5 separate regions of the Homo sapiens genome follow, and regions 2, 3, 4 and 5 are each linked to region 1. The links are chromatin contacts, found by Hi-C or POLR2A ChIA-PET in ENCODE. All regions are on one chromosome and are shown on one strand. The core of a region is the stretch at or near the end of the contact, and the rest is flanking DNA. Distances in the headings are between cores, read along the strand shown. Region 1 holds the start of ZBED9-AS1 (ZBED9 antisense RNA 1). Region 2 holds the start of LINC01556 (long intergenic non-protein coding RNA 1556). Region 3 holds the start of HCG15 (HLA complex group 15). Region 4 has its middle 5.2 kb from the start of TRS-GCT5-1. Region 5 holds the start of LINC01623 (long intergenic non-protein coding RNA 1623).

The links. Hi-C counts contacts between places; a loop is a spot of excess contacts on that map. ChIA-PET counts read pairs that join two places held with the same protein, here RNA polymerase II (POLR2A). Pooled maps may share reads with other maps.
Region 2: a loop to region 1 is called in a map of chondrocyte, with 2.2 times the contacts of the local background. The contact joins the promoter of LINC01556 here to the promoter of ZBED9-AS1 in region 1. A Hi-C loop is called at or near these places in 3 of 168 maps with a recorded cell type or tissue (chondrocyte, heart right ventricle and mammary epithelial cell), 18 of 37 single-sample maps with no recorded cell type and 11 of 50 pooled maps. POLR2A ChIA-PET finds 5 or more read pairs at or near these places in 3 of 52 experiments (HepG2, OCI-LY7 and activated naive CD4-positive, alpha-beta T cell).
Region 3: a loop to region 1 is called in a map of chondrocyte, with 3 times the contacts of the local background. The contact joins the promoter of HCG15 here to the promoter of ZBED9-AS1 in region 1. A Hi-C loop is called at or near these places in 1 of 168 maps with a recorded cell type or tissue (chondrocyte), 8 of 37 single-sample maps with no recorded cell type and 7 of 50 pooled maps. POLR2A ChIA-PET finds 5 or more read pairs at or near these places in 2 of 52 experiments (HepG2 and WTC11).
Region 4: a loop to region 1 is called in a map of chondrocyte, with 3 times the contacts of the local background. The contact joins the enhancer-like site here to the promoter of ZBED9-AS1 in region 1. A Hi-C loop is called at or near these places in 3 of 168 maps with a recorded cell type or tissue (MCF 10A, PC-9 and chondrocyte), 3 of 37 single-sample maps with no recorded cell type and 9 of 50 pooled maps. POLR2A ChIA-PET finds 5 or more read pairs at or near these places in 1 of 52 experiments (HepG2).
Region 5: a map with no recorded cell type shows a loop between it and region 1 (11-fold over the local background). The contact joins the promoter of LINC01623 here to the promoter of ZBED9-AS1 in region 1. A Hi-C loop is called at or near these places in 3 of 37 single-sample maps with no recorded cell type and 3 of 50 pooled maps.

Annotation. Positions count from the first base shown.
Region 1 is chr6:28,586,105-28,588,804 of GRCh38, reverse strand. ZBED9-AS1 (ZBED9 antisense RNA 1) reads right to left here and starts at 1,427. Exons shown (of 2, transcript NR_186619.1): 1 at 1,073-1,427. SCAND3 (SCAN domain containing 3) reads left to right here and starts at 1,507. Exons shown (of 4, transcript NM_052923.2): 1 at 1,507-2,507. The coding sequence starts at 2,088. RefSeq lists an enhancer at 1,011-1,887.
Region 2 is chr6:28,942,410-28,945,109 of GRCh38, reverse strand. LINC01556 (long intergenic non-protein coding RNA 1556) reads right to left here and starts at 1,326. Exons shown (of 1, transcript NR_103538.1): 1 at 572-1,326. It overlaps TRL-AAG2-2 (tRNA-Leu (anticodon AAG) 2-2), which reads left to right and starts at 1,407; the gene lies at 1,407-1,488. It overlaps TRM-CAT3-1 (tRNA-Met (anticodon CAT) 3-1), which reads right to left and starts at 535; the gene lies at 463-535.
Region 3 is chr6:28,983,454-28,986,153 of GRCh38, reverse strand. HCG15 (HLA complex group 15) reads right to left here and starts at 1,405. Exons shown (of 3, transcript NR_135289.2): 1 at 1,170-1,405.
Region 4 is chr6:28,206,475-28,209,174 of GRCh38, reverse strand. No RefSeq gene overlaps it. Among named protein-coding and RNA genes, the nearest start is that of TRS-GCT5-1, 5.2 kb to the left of the region's middle. Within about 2 kb of position 1,419, at least 4 of the 41 ENCODE cell types and tissues checked have a DNase peak (open chromatin) inside an H3K27ac peak, as active enhancers do.
Region 5 is chr6:28,862,339-28,865,038 of GRCh38, reverse strand. It overlaps LINC01623 (long intergenic non-protein coding RNA 1623), which reads left to right and starts at 1,362. Exons shown (of 2, transcript NR_033379.1): 1 at 1,362-1,755. It overlaps TRA-AGC2-2 (tRNA-Ala (anticodon AGC) 2-2), which reads left to right and starts at 1,283; the gene lies at 1,283-1,354.

The sequences.
Region 1 (2,700 bases), core at 178-2,677:
GCCACTAAAAAGAATGGGATAGACATGTAACACATGTTGGCTTGGCAGTTTCTGGGGGAGGATTTAAGTTTAAAACAAACCAAAAAAGCCCAGTAACTTGGTGAATTGTAGTCTAGTATGATTTAAGTTTTGCAAATTATAATGAGTTATAATTGTGACTCAGTTATATTTGTACATAATAATATTGTACTCAATTTTGTATGTACATTTTAAAAATAGGTTGGAGGTACATACAACAAACTCGGCATCAATTTTTCTGAGGAATGGAACTGAGGATGAAGAAACTTCACTTCTTGCCACGTTGACTTTTTAAATATTTGACTTTTTTTATAAGTGTCTATCACTGTTGTAGTAATTAACAAATGCAAATCTACAAAACAAAACAAACAAAACAGTAAGGCTCGTCAGTAAAGGACTTAGAAGTCATGCTTACTCCATGTTAACTGCCTACTGTGCTCAGCATGGCAGAGATCACTGCCTTGCAGAATGAGAAAAAGGTAGTAGAATCCCTGATTGCAAAGGATAGTTAGGGGGGGAAACAAAAGATAAGTTCAGCACGTTAAAAGTGACTGGGAAAATGATCTTTTCAGGGTTGGATGACACAGGCACACAGACAAAAATTTTATACAGAATTTTACTCAAGACCATTCACGGACTCTAAGCGTAAGATTTCTTTTTTATTTAGAGATTTCTAAAAGAGATGTTCTGATTATTCAAAGACTCTCTACTCAGAAATGCCAAAATGTGAGAAATCAACATGAGGACCACAGCAGAAGGAAACAGAGAATGGAGAAGGGAACCAGGCAGCAATTCAACAAATATTCCTTGGGCATCTCTGCGCTACCAGAGGTATGGAGGAACCCAGTGACTGCTTGAAAAGAATGTTCTGGTTACTCCACTCCAGTGATTCGCTAGGCGCTGATCAGCCGTCCAGATTTTGTTAGATTTCTGGGACCAGTTTCCCACAGTTGTTTAGTCACGGCTCTGTGCTCCGTGACTAAACAACTGAGGCTCATTCTCGGTGGTCTTGGTTTTCTAATCCGTAAAATGGAAACAATGGACTAACTCTTACATTTCTTTTTAAGTCTGATTTAGGGTGAAAGGGAAAGGTGAAAGTGGCCCGAAATTAACGAGGAAAGGCGGGGGACGATCCTACAGATTCGCTGACGTGGTAGTCCTTAGGGATGCTCCTCTCCATTTTGTTTCAGGTCGCTGCGGTGAGCACCACGGGTCTGAGTGCCAGCGATGGTTTATCACGGTGACAGGAAAACACAGACCAGCAGCATCTACTCCAGCACTACTCACACTGTGGAACTCTTTTCACCGTGATGCCAGATAACTAGGTAATTCCGGAGTTAATTCTCCGTCGTTTCCAGAGTACTTGCCTCCCCAGAATTACTGGTACCGTAGGTGTTTGCACAACCAGTGAGAAGACGGCACCACCTGGAATCCTAGAGCGGACCGGAAGTGAGCGTGGCTCACCGGGCCCGGCCGGAACCTACGGGCACAGCTGCGGGTGTGTCTGCGGAACCTCCACCTGAGCTGTAGAGTGTTTCCCTCGACCCACTAGTCTGGGTTCCACAGGGTCTGAGCTCCTCAGAGGTGGGAGCTGCGGCCGAGGGAAGGGTGCATGTGCGCGGCGACAATCGGGCCTCTTCCCCAGGCAGCTTGTGAGCCCCTCTCCCTCTCCGCCCTCGCCCAGGCTGCTCCGATCTTCGTTTCCTTGCCTAGGCTCATACACCCAGGCTTTATTTAGGGCCAAAGTATCCGTCATAACCTCGGTTTTCTGTCTCGCAAGTATCTTGCCGCTCAATTTGTGACCCTGAAGCTTTAGTGAGTCGCTCTGTGCTCACTATTTCTGGTCTTTTCAGAGGATGGCTTCACTTTCAATGGAATTGCCCGAGTAACTGCCCTGTGTTGTCACGTAAACAAGTCCTTTTAAACTGAGTCTGTAGTTGTCCTGTGTTGAGTGTTTTCTTATATCAAAAACTTTCCTGACCAAGAACAAAAAAGGAGCTCAAGTAAAATCACCCATTTGCCTAGACCCCAACTGGAGAGAACCTTTGCCTGAGCTGTCTAAGCTCGGGATGGAAGCAGTCTCTAGGGTCTTCCCAGCCTTGGCTGGCCAGGCTCCAGAAGAACAAGGGGAGATTATCAAAGTAAAGGTTAAAGAAGAAGACCACACTTGGGATCAGGAATCAGCCCTACGTAGGAATTTGTCTTATACCAGGGAACTCTCTCGTCAGCGCTTCAGGCAGTTCTGCTATCAGGAGACACCTGGGCCCAGGGAGGCTCTGAGTCAACTGCGGGAACTTTGCCGTCAGTGGCTGAACCCAGAGATACATACCAAGGAGCAGATCCTGGAATTGTTGGTGCTGGAGCAGTTCCTGACCATCCTGCCTGAGGAGCTCCAGTCTTGGGTGCGGGAGCATAATCCTGAGAGTGGAGAAGAGGTGGTGACTTTGCTGGAAGATTTGGAGAGGGAGCTTGATGAACCTAGACAGCAGGTGAGAAATTGGAGGTGCCATCTTCTGTGGAGAATTTGGGTGCATGGATCCAGAATGGAGTAATGGGAGTAATTTCGCGCTGGTGGTTGGAAACCCTGGTTTGGGGCATTATTTCTTATTTGATCACTGGTGTAGATGAATAGATGCGTGCATATGAGATAACAGTTTTTGTGTATGATACAAATAATTAAAT
Region 2 (2,700 bases), core at 77-2,576, 360 kb before region 1:
TAAAAGATAACCAAGTCAGTAATTGATAATTAGATTCTATACCTTCCACACCCCTAGTACAACCCTCCACCCACTTTTTCTTATCTCAGCACTCTAAAACTGGCAAGTTTCTTGACTCTGGTGTTGTTAAAACAAAGACAATTGCCAAGCATATCTGAAAAACATTTGAAAATGCTACCAGCTCTATCTCCAATTGGTATGCAGGGCGGGAGGGGAGATGAGAATTTTGGAGAATTTAATTCTTAGTGAAAATCACTGTTTTGTAACTGAACATGGTTCTATTAAACAGCAATTACCCGTTCTGTTCCATCAAAGCAATGTCCTTAGATTTTTTTTTCCCTTACCAGACATATTGTACACTTTTCTATAGAGAAAGCAGAGAAAGAACAACGTTTTGTCAACTTCCTTTGTTGTCTTACTCATTTTGGATCAAGAAGAAGTAAAATGGCAAAACAGACGCCTTGCCCCCTCTGAGGTTCGAACTCAGGACCTTCAGATTATGAGACTGACGCGCTGCCTACTGCGCTAAGGAGGCAACTGTCTCTCCCGCTTAACCAACGGCTCTACCAAGATGATTATGAGGCATTTTAATAAGGTTTTACGTTCTCTGAATTACAGTGTTTCAAAATAAGGCGTAACTATGATTCAATTCACTTCTAAAACACTTTGGATGACAAAACTACGTAGTACAAGGCAGGGGCCAATTCCTAAACCAACCTCGTTCTCCCACAGACCTTCCTAAGGAAACTTTAAGGGCTGCGAAGGCAATTGAGTCTGGACTTTGCGAAAGGCCTTCCTGTACGGGGCCCTGGATTTCTCATCTCATTTCTGGGCCAGGAACGAGGAGTCTTTCCCTCTATGATTAGGGCTTTCGTAGATGTACCGCCTCTGAAACGAAGACAAGACAAATAATAATGAGTTCACTCTTTTCCTCCCTTGTGAAGTTCCGTGGAGACACTCGGTCCCCTGAAGTGGATGAAGGGCGAGGGGAGGAGGTCTCAGGATTTTTCCTCGCTTTTCTTAGAAGCAACAGGCTCAAACCAAACGGTTGGCCTTGCTTACTCCTGAAGTCGAGAGGCTTACTCCCTGGAATCCAAGTGGATGTGGAGCCCATGGCGTCCTCTGGCGCTCTCGGTCTCTTCGACCCCTTTTTACTGTGTTGATGATAAATGGGGCAGGATTCCCCTCCTGCACCACCTGCAGCATCCTGTCCAGGATCCATCTGGGAGCTGAGAAGAAGCAAAGTGTCAGGGATCGGGGGTTCTCGGGCTATGCTGAGAAGCAAGGAATGCTGAAGAAGGGGCCTGAGGGAAGGGCTTATGGTGATGTGGGAATGGGAATGAAAGGACTGGAAAGGGGCGACAGTCACTTGGGTGAAACTGAAAGCGGCGACGCACCCTGTGGGTGGTAGCGTGGCCGAGCGGTCTAAGGCGCTGGATTAAGGCTCCAGTCTCTTCGGGGGCGTGGGTTCGAATCCCACCGCTGCCAGTGTGAGGTATTTTTTTTTTCCCCCTCGTCATTCTGACCCAGTAAAGTTCCATTTTCAAGCCTTGTGTGGGCAGTTCTCACAGCTTCCTAAGTGAGACAGGTTCCTCTTCTGTTTTCCTAGGGGCCACAGATAACACCCATATGTACAGTCCCACAAACGGTGCCCAAATGTTTCTCGATTTAGGGGCTCAGACATCTCGTCCCCTAGTTATTCCCTTCAGTGGCCTTCATGTGTTTTCATTCACTTTGCGAAATTTGTGAACCAACCAAGGGCAATCCTAAGGAAAAAGTACAACCTTCTTAACTCCAGACTCAAGAATAAATAAGCCACGCACGCTCATCTGCCCTATTTTCCATTGTCTTCTCCAAGGGATAAATGTGCTAAGGCTGAAAAAACAAACGAACCAACAAAAGAAACAGTCACCAGACACCTAGAGCCTTTCCCGCTTCACCTATCCTCAGAGAGCAGTTTAAGGTCCTTAGTTGAACACAGTTGAAGAGTTAGCTTTTGAGATTCTGTTATCTTCTTAAACAGTAAACATTTTTTTCTTTTTTTTTTTTAAGAAATAAGGTGGAGGCTCATAGAATAGAAAGAATAACACCTGTTTTAGGGAAGAAGGACTTGATCCGTTATTTACCTGGATCTGGGGTAGTTTAGACCATCTTTTAAGGCTAGGAGACTCGAGGAGATAGAATGGAGAGTTTTTGTGTGCAGGGAGGTGGGTAGATGCTTAGGAGCACTTTACAGTCGCCTAGGCAGAAGTCTTCTAATTTCACTGCTTCCTTCCTCACCTTCCAAAAGATGTATCCAATACATACTAATTGAGCAGATATTTTGTAACAGGCACCTTGCTTGAAAGGATGAATGCCAGCAAATGATTCCAGGGTTCCTTAGCAATTTAGTCTTGAGAGACTAGAGAGGCACATTAAGCATAGTTGACAAATAATTAATATTAAGATTGACTAAAGTAGTAATTTATATCTGAGTATTTCTTCCAGACACGCTACGTATATATGTGGTCTATTTGTTATATGTTGTTCTCACAATTACTAGATAAATAACCATGTTATCTTAATAAAGTTAAGATTTGAAAAAATGAATTACTACATCCAGCACTATAACATCCTAGTTTGGTCATCCATACTAAAGGACACCTATATGTTGGGTCATCTGGACGCTAAGATGTCCACCTGGGAGCTGGGACCTGGAAA
Region 3 (2,700 bases), core at 156-2,655, 400 kb before region 1:
CTCCCACGGATCAATCGCGTAGGTGGTGGTGGTCCCTGACAGCTGCAGCTGCCTGATCACTGCTGGATCTGTGATTCTAAAATTCTGAGCAGTAACGAGCCCAAGCGTGCACCTGAGGAAAGAGTAAGGGCACACAAAGTCAGAACAAAGTATGTATGTATTTGAGCCAGGGCCTCGCTCTGCCACGATCAGAGCTCATTGCGGCCTCGAACTTCTGGGCTCAAGAGATCCTCCCGCCTCAACCTCCGAGCAGCTGGAACTACACGTACACGTGACCGCGCCTAGTTTTTCTTTCTTTTCTTTCTCTTTCTTTTCCTTTCTCTCTCTCTCTCTCTTCCCCCCGCCCACCCCCCCCCCTTTTTGGTAGAAACGGGGGTCTCGCTTTTTTGTCCTGGCTGATCTCGAAATCCGAGGCTTCAAGCGACCCTCCCGCCTCCGCCAGAGGAAGAATGTAAACGGGACAGGAATGTGTCTCTGCTCCCCCGCCCTGGCGAGGGACTTGCTAGTATCCTCTATCCAACTGCTGGCTGAATGTGTTCTCTCTAGGAATCGAGGAGGACTGCCTTTCTCGCTGGTTCTATTTCAGTCCCGATCCCACAGCTTCAGTCCAACCGGTTTGCTTTGTTTGATAGGCTGGGCATGAGAGTGAGATTTGGAGCTATCCTCACAGATTCCTGGAAGTTGAACAGATCTCTGATGAGTCCTCTCTTTAGAACTAAACTGATTCCCCCAGGACCTACCAACTTGAGGAATTTTCTGGGAAGCACTTAGGTACCTGTACGGACTTGTCAACAACTGCCATACGTAAGAGACTCTAATTCCAGCTTTACTGTGCATGACCAGAAAGCTTGAAATTGAAATCTTGATGCCATCCCATAGTTAACCGAGATTTTCCAGGTTTATATATAGTTCAGAATTCAAAGTTCTGAAAATCTAAGAGCTTTCACAACTCTGCGCTTTTGCTTCTCCTGAGACGCTTGTCCTGGAATGCTGGTTTCCATTTTGTTCCCTAATAAAAATCTTGTTCATTCTTCAAAGCCCACTTCAAATAGGGTCTTCCCCACCCCACCTCCAAATCTCCCTCTCTCTCTCACATACACACACCCCATTGTATTTTTCCACACTTCATTTTAGCAGGTAACTCTGTGCCCAATAGAAAATTTACTCACTTGGCGGGGCGCGGTAGCTCACGCCTGTAATCTCAGCACTTTGGGAGGCCGAGGCGGGCGGATCACCAGGTCAGGAGATCGAGACCATCCTGGCTAACACGGTGAAACCCCGTCTCTACTAAAAATACAAAAAATTAGCCGGGCGTGGTGGCGGGCGCCGGTAGGCCCAGCTACCTGGAGGCTGAAACAGGAGAATGGCGTGAACCCAGGATGCAGAGCTTGCAGTGAGCCGAGATGGCGCCACTCCACTCCAGCCTGGGCGACAGAGCGAGACTCTGTCTAAAAAAAAAAAAAAAAAAAAAAAAAAGGAAAACTTACTCACAGTATCTGTCTCCTTCATTCCCCAAGTACGGTGAGAAGAATGATGATGATGATAATATTAATAACACGGATTTGGATAATTGGCTGACTGCTTTTGTGTATTATGTTATTGACTCATCGCAACTTTATATAGTAAATACTGTAATACTTTTATTCCCATTTTACAGTTGAGAAAATTGGGATTTGGGGGGTGTTAAGAGGTGAGATTTCTGTCTTGGTCATTTTTCATTTTCCATAGTGACTAGTGTAGTACAAGCCTACTGGCTCTGAATATTTGCAGATTGATTCCTTGACCCTAGCTGTTGACTTTTTTTTTTTTTTTTTTTTTTTTTAGTAGTCTTTCACATTCTCTTTCCTCCTCTTGTCTTGATGCATATTTTGGTTTTGTTATATTTTTTCGACGTTCTCTCTGAGCTGACGAGTAAACGGTAGCAAGTCTGGTGAATAAACAGAACCTACCGTGCCAAAATTAGGGAATTTTTTTTCCTATGGACAATGAATAATAGCTCAGATGAGAAGGAAAGAAACTGGTAGCATTCGAAGAAGAGTTCTTTTTCTCTAATCCAATTAGCTTTATGTGGAAAATGAAAGAAAAGAAAAGAAAAGAAAAAAAGAGGCATTAATCAAGATAAGTTAAGCCAGACAGTTCCTTTCACAGGGGTCCCAACCAGACTGTTTTCTGAAAGCAGAGGCATAAAAACTAATGAAGCAAGAGATTCTTGCTGCACATAGAGGAGACAACGTGTGATATCACGAAAAGAGGGTGCTTTTCAAGAACTGATCACCAGCAGGCCTAGAGGGTTGAATTCCTATGAAACATTAGATTAAAAGGCTTCCGTATATACAGGAATTTTACAAACCATATTACTTTTATGTCTATGTCAAAATAAGATTTCTTAGTCAAATTGATCTTATGTATGTGTCAAAGTTTATTAATTCAAGGACAGAACTGACAAGATGACAAAAGAGTGTCCCATCTCAAGGAAGTTTTGGAAACTGTGAATATATGGAGCCAGGGAAGAGAAGAGAAAGTGCAATTAATTAGAAAAAGTCCTGCTTCATTTAACTGGATCATAACAACATCACATCCTGGCTGGAAGCGGTGGCTCACGCCTGTAATCCCAGCACTTCGGGAGGCTGAGGCGGGTGGGTCTCTTGAGATCAGGAGTTCGAGACCAGCCTGGCCAACATGGTGAAACCGCGTCTCTAC
Region 4 (2,700 bases), core at 170-2,669, 380 kb after region 1:
ATAAGCAAAATTCTGCCCTAGCAACTTTGTGCTATGAAGTAATTCACCTAATCCTCTAAGTCCATTCTAAGAAAATTAACACACTGGTCAAAATAGGAAAAACAAAGAAATCTGAGAAAGCCATTTTAAAAATGAGACATTCCCAGCAAATAAGCAGTAAGATATAGTGTTTTAATATATGTTTAAAAATGCTATTTCTCAAAATAAAAACAAAAGAAAAAAGCTCTCACTCTTACATAGTGAAGTTTTTATGAATAAAATAATATGCTTGCTTTAAAATGCAGAAAGACAAAGTTTGAAATATATGTTAAAAATATTGACAAAATATTGTTAATTTTGAGGCTGGGTGATGGATATACGAGGCTACATCATATCATTTTTTCCCTTTTTTTAATATTTTACATTTCCATAGTAAAAAGTTATAATATGTTTAACACCTTTTTTTCGTTGTATAAGTATCCCAAATGTTGTAGTCTCTGCACGGAAGGAATTAATAAAATGGTCAGGGAGAGTGTCAGTAGATAAGCAAATACACTATGCTGATAAAAGCAAAGGCTGAGTGAGGCTTAATACACTATTTGTCGGAAATTCCTTAAAAAAAAAAACCTTAAAAAAAAAACAAAAAACGTAGACGAGACTAGAGAATTGAAGAAAAATCACTGTTCATGGGATTCAAACCTGTGCGGAAAGTGCTCACTGGTCTGAAGGCTCTGGGTGGTTGCGACCCCATGCTCTAAGCTGGGGCTTTATCTGCGGCGAAGCGCAGGAGGTACAACTTGGCGACGCCACGAAACCTAACATGCTCCACAAGGTCTTGCAGGGGTAGCGGCCGGGGTTTGGGGAGGGACGTCTCTGTAGGTTTACTTTATTCCTGGCTTCTGTCTTCCAAGATCCCTCACACCTTAACAACAACAATAATATTGGCAAACACCTAAATAGCGCGGACTCCGGCTAGCGCTCTCGCAAGCGCTTTCCATGCATTAATTCATAGAATCCCAGAATCACCCTTAGAAGGTGCCACCCAGGGTCACGCGGCAAAGAGTGGCCGAGCTGAGGCTTTCCCCGGGTCTGTTTCCACGGCCCATGCTCTTAACCATCACGCTGTATTTCAGAAGCGAGAATCTTAAATTATTTTTCCCCAAAGCGCAATGGAGACGCAATCGAGTTTGAGTGGTTTGTGTGAGACTGGGGGGTGGGGTGGGGTGTGAAACCCGTGGTGTCAAAAAATCAAAAGCGGAGAACAAAGCCTTCTGAAGACCAGAAGCCACTTTTAGGACCCAGTTTCCCAAATATCAACCCCAAAGCTGTAAAACGAAGTTTGCTCAGTGAGCAGTTAAGGAGCTCTCTCGATATCTCCGGTGGCTTTCGAATGACGCTACTCCGAGCCGCGGCTCGCTCCGAGGCGGGAAGTTGGGTTTACAATCAGTTCTACGCGCTGCCCCGCGGCCCTTCCCCTGGCCACAACCTCTGCATCCACCCAAATCAGCTGCCCCTGTTTGCAGCCACGAGGGAGTCGGGAACCAAGTCCGGACCACCGTCTCCTAGAGAATTACATGTCCCTGCACGCACGGAGAATAAAGCCAGGAACGATAAGTGGTAAATTATAGGGAATTTGGGCGGTGGTGACATAGTTAACGCCATTCTCGCCCTGCTGGGACGCGCACTTTGCGTTTCTGAAATTCTCAGTCTATATGGTGTGATATCCCAGGAAAGCTGCCCGAGTCCTCCCATTTGTTGAGTACCCTTCGATTCATTCTGTGGGTAAATCAACTGTTAGTAGAGGAAATTGAAATTGTTTACATATTCAAAGCCGTGAGTGCGGGGGCGGGACGTTAGGGTAGATGGTGACCAGGAGGAATTTCCAACATTTTCCCGTCTTAAGATCTGGAGCCCAGCAGGGCCATAATTTTCCACTCAGTTGTAATTGGTGCCAAGTAGCTTTTGGACATTCCAAGACCACAGATGTTTCTCTCAAATTGTCCTCCCACCCTGTTAAAATCTGTTGGGGAGCGTAGCTTACTTGCTCTCTCACCAGAAACGCGGAGAAGGTGGATGCAAGAAGGACTTTGCGGAAATCGAACCAGTACTGGAGCACTGCCTGAGTGCTGGGATTAAGAGCCCTTATCCAGTCAGCCAAATGAGGCCCGTTCTGTAGCTGAAGGAATTGCTTTCCCAGATTCTAATGAATCAGTGCTCACTTGTTTTTTTGCCCGAGTTTTTTTTATTTTTAAGATTGTGGTTACCTTAAAAAAATTACAAACATTCCTAAAATTCTTCCTTTAACATCACTTTTAGGAGAATACAAAACTGTCATATATCCAGAATTAAATAATAAACATTTTTTCTTTTTCCGTTTTCCGGGAGTGTCTGTTTGCCCTTGTTGAGGATCTTTGATATGGCTTATAAGATTTTACTGCTATGGGCCAGGCTGTACCTTATCAAAAGTGTATATTGTTTGATAATCCAGTGCTGAAGGCTGGAAGCCAGCATTTCCACGGAGATAAGAATCCCTTATAAGAAATTACATTAAACTTTGACCCTTGCCTACTTGTCTTATTTAGTGTTTGGAGACAATTCTCAGAGAAAATGTCTGCTTCTCAATAAATTGTGGCAAGAAACAAGCCAAACATTCTTCTTACCCTCTCAGTTGATCTTTCAGCGATGAATCTTTAGACATTTTCCACTATTTTTATTTCCCCC
Region 5 (2,700 bases), core at 113-2,612, 280 kb before region 1:
TAGCAAAGCCTGTTTATTCAGGTTCTCTTTGGCATCTCTGTGTCTTCGTTTATTTCCTCCAAGTACATTTTCTCCCCTCTGAATTGACGGTCTTATCACCTACTTTAATTGGAAGATCAGGTAGCTTTCATGGCCCGCTTCACGGAACAAGGGCCCAGAGAAAAACGTTTCTGCTTCTGCTGTTTTCTCAAATGCCGAGGTGTCGTATTTTGGGAGTAGTGTGACCTGAACCCAGTCAAAAGACGTCCGAGTCTTTCTAATCTCTGGGTCATAGGGTCGCCTTTGGCCTATGCATTGTACGTATACAGTATGGCATTTCGCATGTCTGTCCACTTCTAGGCGCACAGTCCAACTGGCTTTGACTGGTCAGGAAGGCCAGGCCTGGATCTGGGGTTGGTACTATAGGTTAGATGTTTTCAGGTTTTGAAGGAGAAACAGGTCCCTTAAGGATGAGAGCGAATCAGAAGAAGACAGACAAAAAAGGATTTAGGATTTGTTCCAGAAGCTCATTTCTGGATTGACTGTCGTACCAAGGTTTGGCGAACGGCGGCAAGCGCTTGCCAGTTTGTCGAAGAGTGGAGAGGTCAGTTGTGCCAAGGAGTGGAGAGGTCTAAGAACTCTCCAGGAGCACGGAGGGTTTATGCAGTCATAAATCGCCTTGCTTCTGCATACTTTTTATTCCGTGGAGGATTCCGCCCGGGCGATGGCGCCATAAATGCAGGTGCGTCCTGGCTCTTTTCTCTTCCCAGTGCGCATCTCGGCGACTCTCACCACCCGAGTCTCAGAGCCCGCGAAACGTAGCGTGCCAGGTTCTCCATCCCGAGGCTGGGCGCGGGAACCTGCAGGGGCAGTAACTACGACCGGGACAAGCCGATCTGCAATTCCCCTCCTGTTTTCTCTGCCCCTTGGACTTAAATTCCCACGGCGGCGTTTAGGGCTTTCGTTTTATCTTTCTGCGTTATGCTCGCGGTTTCCTGGCAACCTTTCCAAGCAGAATCACCCCATCACAGACCTTTCTCTGGGGGGCGGCCAGGCAGGACGGCTCCCTTATAAACCCCGATAGGTGGTTGTCGAGCGGCCGTCCGAGAGGGTGACCTGCAGCGGGAGATCCCAGGCCCAGCACGGGACTTTCGATATAACATTCAGTTTTCCTTCTCTCAGCGCAGTCAGGAAACAATATCCAGTATAGCGAATTCAAAATTAAGTTCGACAAAATATGCTTCTTGGCACGACCGATAATAGTAACAGGTCATAGAAATATTTTGGCCCACGTTGAGCGTTGGGGGGTGTAGCTCAGTGGTAGAGCGCGTGCTTAGCATGCACGAGGCCCCGGGTTCAATCCCCGGCACCTCCAGCTTCATTTTTCTCCCGCCTTTTCTCCTAGATGTGCCTTGTTTGCAAAATCATGTCTATCATGTCCACGACTCGCCTCAATTTTTTTTCTTTTGTTTTTGTGGCACTTTCATTCTCTCTCAATTCTTCAAATTCACATGGAAACCAAGGAAAACAAGCTCCGTTTTGCTTTCAATATTGATGCATTTCTGCTCTAAGGCTTTGACACCACCCTGGGTGGCTGTGTCAAGAGATGAAAGACAAAATGAAAGAGGCCGCGGAAGCACAGACTGGCAGAATTCCAAAACCCGAAAAACAAGCAAGGCACCAAATTAACAAGCCCAATCACATTGGTTACATTTCCCAGTATTATCGAAGATCAAGCAAGAAAGAAAAAGACAGAAAACAAATGCGAAACCACAGGTAATTTTTTACAATTTATTTTAGATCCTTTCTTTTTTGAGCTGTTCCTTGGTCAAGGGACAGACCCAGAAAATAGGAAAACTGTCCCACGGATTTCCCCACCACTCTCTTCCCATCGCAATCTCTTTTCTTTTCCCCCATCAGGTGTCCTCTTGTTCGTCCGATTTTAGACTTTGTAAGCTTTTTGTAGGCTTTTTTTTTTTTTTTTTTTGGAGACAAGAGTCTCACTCTGTCTCCCAGGCTGGAGTGCAGAGTGCAATGGCACCATCTCGGTTCACGTGCAAGCTGTGCCTCCCAGATGCAAGTGATTCTCCTGCCTTAGCCTCCCGAGTAGCTGGAATTACAGGCATGATGCACCACCATGCCCGGCTAATTTTTTTTTTTTTAGTGGAAACGGGGGTTTCACCATGTTGGCCAGGCTGGTCTCGAACTCCTGAACTCAAGTGATCCACGATCCACCCGCCTCTGCCTCCTAAAGTGCCGGGATTCCAGGCGTGAGCCACCACGCCTGGCCTACTTTGTATGCATTTCTTTGACTCATTGTTATTGTTTCTGACTTTATTAGGGTAACTTTTATTAAAGCATAATGTAAGCTTTGGATCCAAATAGAAGTTCTTTATTGTGTTAAATAAATTGAAGCCTTCGTATCTGGCTGACTTGAAGCAGCACTTAGCTAGTTTTAAAAGATATGGAAGGCAATCAGAAAACAAAGATACATATCCCCACTCCCTTCTCTTCCCAATTCTAACCGCAGCTCACATTTTGAAGGGCCTCACACATGCATGTGTGAACATCTCAACATATTAGCGGTGGCAGTTATCTGTAAGGAGTCTGCAGCAACATTAATTCTTGCCTCCTCAGGAGAAGGAAAGAATTCGATTGAGGAGCATAATGCCGAAGGAGAGACCGAGGCAAGTCTTAGAGCAGGGGTGAAAAATTATTGAA